Linked DNA regions of Homo sapiens: region 2 is linked to region 1. The links are chromatin loops, found by intact Hi-C in ENCODE. Cell type or tissue: Calu3. All regions are shown on one strand.

Region 1 (4,000 bases):
CAATTTACTACTTGCTGAAATGCTTTTGATGTCTCTCTTTAGTTTAAAATATATTGTAAAATCATTGACATGTGGCATCGAAATCTCTGTAGTTTTCAACCAGTCCTTTGAAGAATATTTCCCTACATTTTGTCTCCAATCCATACCTCCTCCTATTCCGGCCCTTTACCTACCACAAATACTCTAATATACTCTGTATTCCATATGTGCCAAATGCTTTCATTTTTGGCTCACTTGGACACTCTCTGGACTTGCCTGCCTGCAGTTCCTTCTGAATCATTTTCTTACTAGTGAACTCCTACCCATCCTTCAAGCTGCAACTCAACTACCACTTTCTTAATAAGGGCTTCCCTGCATCTGCTGCCCCCACCTCATCCTTTCCACTCCTGCTATGGTTGCTCTTCTCTGCTTATTGGCATCACTCCCTTTTCCCCATCTGTCCAGAATGGCGCCTACATAATGGAAACCTTTTACTTTTCACTAGAGAGTTGACAATTTAGAGATTCTATATCATTTACATTCTATTTTCAGGCCAGGTATTGCTTTGTACTCATTTTGCCACTCCTGTAGCTTTCTGCAAACATGAATGCCTTTTTTCCCAGTGACAAGCAGTTTTTAAGTTTTCAAGTGTGAAAAGAGAAATAGCATGAGGGGCGCCAATGGATCTGCGTGTCAGCACATTGGCAGATTCTCCAAAATGTTTTCAAATTGTCAATTCCAAATAAGATTTTAGTTTCTTTCAAGTTTCAGAAAACGTGTATCTAACTTTGGAACAATGTAAGTGTTGTGCTGGAACTTTGAAAAAACACCAGAGTCACCACTGTCTAAGTTCTCTGGGCAGTATCTGCTATTATTTTCAATTCTGACAGACTTGGCACTTGAGGATTGCGCAGCCTCTGGTGACACAATGTGGAAAGAAGTTAGAGACACAAAGTAACATGGCATACACAGAAAAGTGAGAAGGATCTCTCTTTTCCCCTGGCTGCTTCTATCCACCCCAATTCCCCACCCCAGTCATCAAACTATTATCTGGCACCATTAACTTAAATTCAAGTGAAAATTGTGTTCTCTAACTAAAAACATTGAGTTTGTGGACTGAATACATTATTAGCAAGGGCTTTTCAAACTTTCATTTAAGTTTCATTATCAAGAGCTCTAAAATTGATCACTGATCTTAAGATTATCAACATACCTTTATTTTCTGAAGTTGTGAGAGGAATATAATAATCTTGTTTTCTTTTTAGTATAAGAAGAGATAGATGGGCGGAAGGATATCTGAGTAACCATTTTCTGGGAGATATTTTAAAGATAAGTGATGCTGGTTATTAAAATATAAATTACAAAATTGTTTGGCTGAACTAGATTGCAATAGGTTGTTCAGCAATGGGATTGGAAATAACAGAGACCATTGATAGTCATGGTGTAAAATAAGTGAGAAAGTACGAGGACATTATTATTTAGCTTTTGGATTTGGAATGTTAAAGAATAAGAATACCCCAATATTATTAGACTATCAGTGGTTGAAAGTTGAATGGAGGAGCTGTGAATTATGCATTGTTTCTCTTGCAGAACCCAGAGATCCTAATGTGAGATGGTGAGGGAGGGGGATATGTATTATTAAGAAATTTAGGTTTGATCTGTATTACTTTTACAACACAGAACGAGAAAAGAATGTAGACCTCCGGCTGGGGTTAGACTTGCTCCCTTCCGTAAGATGATGAAGGTCAACTTCCCTGTTTGAAAAAAAACAAAGTATGCTCTATGTGCGCGGAAAATCACTGTGCCAGATCTAGTAAAAAGCCACGATACCATTGGGTGTGGAAATGCAGAGACCCTCTGATTCAGGCTGTGTATTAGTGTCTTTCTGAATCACAAAGAACTCATGGAGAGTTATGATCACATTGAACACAGTAAAGGAATAACTATAATCATTTTTTTCAATTATACAAACATGATTGACTTTTTAACGAAAGACTGCTATTCTTTCAAAACACACGTTTCTCTCGCATTTCAGTTCCTTTTGCACTCACATTGCCATATGATACTCCTATCAAGGCTGTGATTTCTTCGGTGAATTAAGCAACAGAGCATGGATAGCAAACAATAAAACAGCTACTTTTCATGCAACACAAAAGAGGGAGCATTTTTCTCAGCACCGCGGCCTCATCACATCTTCTGTGTTTCCTGTCCCATGGGCGACGCCCCCACTCCCACCCGGTCTCCTTCCCGAGCAGCTCTGGGCTGCAGAGCCAGCTGCGTGCCATCCCGCTCTGCTTCAGCGCACGCTGAAGACGGCACTAGGACCCAGGGAAGTCCCCGAGCGGGGTTCGCGGAAAGGCAGCCAGACTCCTCCTTATCTCCAGTGTCAAACTTGACATCAGCCTGCGAGCGGAGCATGGTAACTTCTCCAGCAATCAGAGCGCTCCCCCTCACATCAGTGGCATGCTTCATGGAGATATGCTCCTCTCACTGCCCTCTGCACCAGCAACATGGATTGTCAGCTCTCCATCCTCCTCCTTCTCAGCTGCTCTGTTCTCGACAGCTTCGGGGAACTGATTCCGCAGCCTTCCAATGAAGGTAAGCCAGGTACCGCGACGCACGGAGCTCTGCCCCGCGGGGCTCACGCTCTTCAAAGCACGTTCTCACCGAAGCCTTGCACGTCGGGAAGGTGCCTCCGAATAGAGCAGTTTGCTCTGAGAGTGAAGGAAAGATGTGCCTTTTTTTTTTCCAACTGTCTTCTAAAACACTTCAGGAGATAATTTTAGATGGTCTAAACTTTGAAAATGTGTTTTTAATCTGACACCATTTCGAGCAATTACCTTGTTTGCCAATTTGAGCAGAAAGAAAGAAAGAAAATCCTCCAGCGTTGCAACCCAGTTATGTTAATTGCCAAATAGCCAAGGCAGTATTTTATTTTCTAATTATGACCATGTGGTACTCCGAGAAGTTTGAAAGAAAATTCAGCCTTCCTCTCTAGACTCTTTAGTATGTTTAAAGGTAATGACAGGTTGTTCCTACTTGGGATCATGGCATTTATGAATGGACTAAAGGGAAATCAGAGTTTGTCGAAGCGGAGGTGCGTGTTTATGGTGCAAGGGCTGTGTTGAAGTTGTGTGTATCCCGCCAGGCAATGGTTTGCTCTATGGTACAGGTTCTAAAGAGCAGCATATGCCACATTAACGTAAGTAATATTTGCAAGAATTACAATAAGCTTAGGTTGGATTCTCTTTGTTTAAAGGCTTATATACAAATAGGAGAATGTATTTAATGAATAGTGGATAGCTCCTGGGAAGATATAGTAAATAACTGAATAGTAGATTAAGAGAGAATGTTCATATGCAGCAAATGGCATTTCCTTGATGTTGTGTTATTTATTATCCTTGTAATGAGCATTAATTCCTTTTCAGTGGGTTAAAGTGCAAACCTAATGTTAAGGACACCAATGTGTTCTATAAGATTGTGTACTTAATACATACATTTTCTTTCTCCTGTATTCCTTTTGTGATCTATTCTTGTGAATACAGTCACTAACTCGTAAAACAAACTTCTCTAAATAATTGATTAGTGTAAAGCCACACTTACAACATTAATTTCCTCTTAGTGATTTTGAACTTATAACAGTAACATTTAGCAATTTATTTTGCAAGTTAACAATACCGAGCAACTGATGTGCAAACATCATGTTATATACATCACTCCTTAGAAAATATATTGTCAAGCCAATACTGTTGTATATGTACCTTAATTTTAAAAACACGAGTAAAAACAAAATACTTAGAAAGTTTTTTATTAAATGTAATAACTGCCTGATACTCGGTGACCTACTTTCACTGCTAATAGAGCAGTAATTTATCTCCTTCCTTACTGACTGCCTTTATCAATTTGGCAGTTTTCATTAAATGTTCTGAATCTTTTTTCTAAATAAGAAAATGAAAATTCTAAAATATAAGGATCAAGAAAATTATCTTACCCACAAATGACTTTTTATTTTACAAACCAA
Region 2 (4,000 bases), 750 kb after region 1:
CACAGTAATAGCAGTAGCAAGAGTGTCAGTATTTTCTTGAGCTGATTCCTCAAGACTCAATTCTTGCAGAAAGACCCAGTTATTATTAATTGAGTATTTGGACCCAAGGCTGTACTTATTACCAATGAGAATCTTGGCATTAAGCTTCATTATGTGTATTGTTAAAAAATATCTGTAGATAATTTTGATTTACAGTCTTTGTTAAAAACAATTCAATAAAGAATGAATTTGAAAAAGGTTTGTTAAGCTTAAATCACATTGGAAAGACAACAATTACTAGTTAAGTCTCTATTGTAAACTTTTTGTGTGTTCAGTACCATGCTAGAATTTGAAGAAAAAAAAATCTTAGATGACATGTGTTTTGTAAAAATTTGCATTATAACTGGAATTATAAAAATATAAGCATAATTCAGAGAAAAAAGTACATGGAACACAGATTAAAAGTATGGTATGTATGTAAAATAAAAAATGTTATTAATCTGAGAATAATATGTCATATTATGACTTGTTAATTAGAAACTGATTTTCATATATACCATAGAAATTGTTTCAATAATTAATTAATTAATCCATATTTCTGCTGTGTATATATATATAGAAAATGAAAGGTGCTATAGACAGTGCCTAAAACTATACTCTCTGGAGCCGAAGCACCTTAGTTGAAATCCAGCTGTTTTTCTCAGAATAAATGATTTTCGTCTCTCTAGGCCTCTAAATCCTCACAGGTAAAATCAGCATAATAATTGCATCTACTACCTGGATTGTTGTCATGATTAAAAAGTTAACATATGTAAAATCTTTAAAAAGTGTTTGTGTCACAGTGACTACTTAGTACATTTAACTTTTATCATTATTTCCAGGCCCTGAATTACTGTGCCATATGCTTGTCCCCCAACAAAGCACATACAGATAATTGTTTATTTGCTTGACTGTGTTTCTTGCTAGATTGTAAACACCATAAGATTAGGTACCATACTGTACTTATCATACCTGCAATACTTGCACAATTTCAGATCTGCTATAGCCATGTCATAGTTATGGAGTAGGGGAGAGGAGAAGGAGGAAGGAAAGAAACAAAGAAAGCAACAAGAAAAAGAATGAAAATGGTTTCTCCCCTTAAGAAACTCATATTTTATTAGGAGAACAGATGTGCATGCGGCTGATTAAAGTACACTTGCAATGTTTTGTTGAGGAGTAAGTAACAGATGAAGACTAGGGATAGCTATCTAAAGATGGGGAGACTCGTAGCGGTTTGGGGGACTATGGATGGGAGGGTATTCCGGTTAGAGGAAGCAACATAAACATAGAAATGGAGGCGTTAAAAGACATAGAATCTGCAGGGGAAAATGAGTTCACTTTGGCTTCAATATTATGTTCATAGGGAAAATTGAATACCATACAAAGCTGTGGTGGTAAATTAGATCCAGACTTCACAGGACTCGGTATGTCATAACCTTTGTTTACATGAGATGAACTCAGTTTTGTTTTTGTTTTTGGATTTCTTTTTTTGTTCAAACACTTATTTATTTTACATTTCATGTGCCTTGTAGTTACTTTGAAAAAAATAAAAAAATTGAAGTATTTTCTTTAATTCTGCTAGCTTTTGGTACATTTGTATGGTAACTATTTTTGTTAAAAGTAAGTATATGTAACATGTTTTATCACTCTGTCATTGGAAATTTGAGCCAGTCGCTGTGCTACGAGGCCCTCTAAATAATTAAGACATAACTAGAGGGCTGTGATTCAGTAAATCATGGTGCTAGCCCAGGGATTGGAAAGGGCCTCGGGTTTCTAACCCCCAGCCCGCTAATGAATCCCCTCTACAACATCGCCACCAAGTGGCCATAGAACCCCTACGGGAGGCGCTGGACTGGGTTAGAGAATGCTTTGCTCTGCAAGTAAAACCATAGTGAGTTAGACTTTAAAGGTAATCAACAAAAAGTAGTGTGTTTAATTTAAAACGCGTGTCAGTATTTATCATTAAGGTCCCCAATTCTTAGGGAAAATCCATTTCTTTTTTTAACAGAACTTGAGGAATAGAATTGAAACAGATATTTCCTAACCTTAACAATATTCATTTTTAAATGTTTCTTTCCACACATAGTCTTCTGGACAGAGGATAAGTAAAAGAAGCCAAGGGTTCATGAATATGAACAGAGATACAGCAAAAAGAAAGCAGGAAAAAAGAGAAAAGAAATGGACAACACACTAAAAATGGCTTAGTGGGCTGCTATTTGCCTTAGGTTTTTATTTTTATTTAAAGGATGAACACAACATTACTTTAAAAACATTTATTAGTATTACAGGTAGTGTTAGATCAGCTAGTGTTTCCATCAACCCATGCAGTAAACACTTGGAAGTATAAACATATAACACCTGGCAACATATAAGCAGAATTTGAAATGAGTGGAAAGGAATGATGACAAATAACGAGGTATGGGCCGCTTGTTCCTAAATATACAGAGTTGGCTTATTTTGCCAACTCAATGTTCGGGACGTAATTTTATTAAGTTGATGCTACAGATACTTATCGTTCTCATAAAGCAACTACAATAACAAAAACAAAAGTAAATAAAATAGCCAACACTGAGCCAAAACCAAACTTTCTTTTTGTGAAGAAGAAAATATAAATTATTTACCCTATGAGAACAACAGGTAACAGTATTTATTCCCCATCTCAGTAAGGACAGAATTATTTGTGGGTAAAAAAATAATGTTACCTCTGGAAATTTGCAGCTATAGATATGTATTTTCTAAATTAGTTTCACTGTTACAGGGCAAATCATCAAACCATCAGCAGTATAAAATGTGGCACCAAGATATTTCATGTCCAGACACTATTGCCAAAATTCTACTCTTTCATCCCTCTTAATATATTTGTTCCTTTATATATTTTTTATACTGTGCTTTGTTCCAGAGTGACACACACACAAATACACACATGTATACATACATAATACACACACTTAAAAAATTGAGTGTATAGTTGAGTGACTTAGGTTGAAGAGAAAATAAAAAAAAGAAAATTATAAAACCAGGCCCAATAAGCCATACCAGGTGGTCCAGTGAAGTCGCTAAAAGTGATGACCATTAGATGAGACTAAAAATAGGCTCTAAAACCTTTCTTCTCAGACTCACAGGACCATAATTATCATCATTTCAAAACTGTTCATCACACTGACTGTGTTTCCACTCTTTGTGACCACCATTCGATGTCATTAGAGTCTTTGTTTGTCAAGATGATTGGATGTTGCTCTTGGGTGTCCCTGCTGATGAGGAATGTCAGTATAGCTTTTAGGACTGGGTGTAGGAGGGTGGCCTAAAATGATTGACTCATTTTACTCTTTGGTACTATGTAAAGAACGCATATCCTGAAATTGGCTTCCCTCCTAGAACCCACACTTTATGTGTCTGAAGGTATTGCAAACAGAGTAATTGCACAAAATTCAGCTCAGAACCCCAAGCTTTTACCAATGGGCCTGAAAACATTTCTTCTTCCTTTGCTGGAGATGGGATCTTTGTTTTTATATCTGTTAGGCTTTACTCCTTTTTTTTTTTTTTTTTAGACGAAGTCTCGCTCTTGTCCCCCAGGCTCTTGTCTCGAGTGCAATGGTGCAATCTTGGCTCACTGCAACCTCCACCTCCCAGGTTCAAGCCTTTATTCTTAATATTGCTACATAACTAAAAAGAGGTTTTTTTCTTTTTTTTTTTTTTTCCTTTTTTGGAGAAGGAGTAGGGAAAATGCTCTAACAATAGAACCAATGTCTCAACAATTTCAGGAATAAATTCTTAATATGCAATTTCAACTCATTTGACTAAATGGAAAGATATTTTCAATGTACCTTGTGATCAAATACAACTGAAAATTTGATAAAAATTTAACTAAAAACAAAACTGTAACTTCATCCATGTGGCTTTGATCACAGCACCTCATCCAAATATACACCCTACAAAAAAATCCATTTCTGTCTATTAAATAGTAACAGCCAACTATACAATA

The links. Peaks named below come from ENCODE experiments on the same cell type or tissue, not always from the same donor. Only the 100,000 strongest peaks of a DNase experiment are listed, where the experiment ranks them.
Region 2: a loop joins it to region 1, with 5 times the contacts of the local background. A loop is called at or near these places in 10 of 110 quality-filtered maps.

The regions. Positions count from the first base shown.
Region 1 is chr3:89,105,260-89,109,259 of GRCh38, forward strand. EPHA3 (EPH receptor A3) reads left to right here and starts at 2,362. Exons shown (of 17, transcript NM_005233.6): 1 at 2,362-2,577. The coding sequence starts at 2,490. RefSeq lists an enhancer at 2,204-2,343. In Calu3, no CTCF peak of the experiment used is centred here; a DNase peak (open chromatin) is centred at 2,332.
Region 2 is chr3:89,850,387-89,854,386 of GRCh38, forward strand. No RefSeq gene overlaps it. Among named protein-coding and RNA genes, the nearest start is that of EPHA3, 740 kb to the left of the region's middle. In Calu3, a CTCF peak has its summit at 1,830 (motif pointing left); a DNase peak (open chromatin) is centred at 1,815.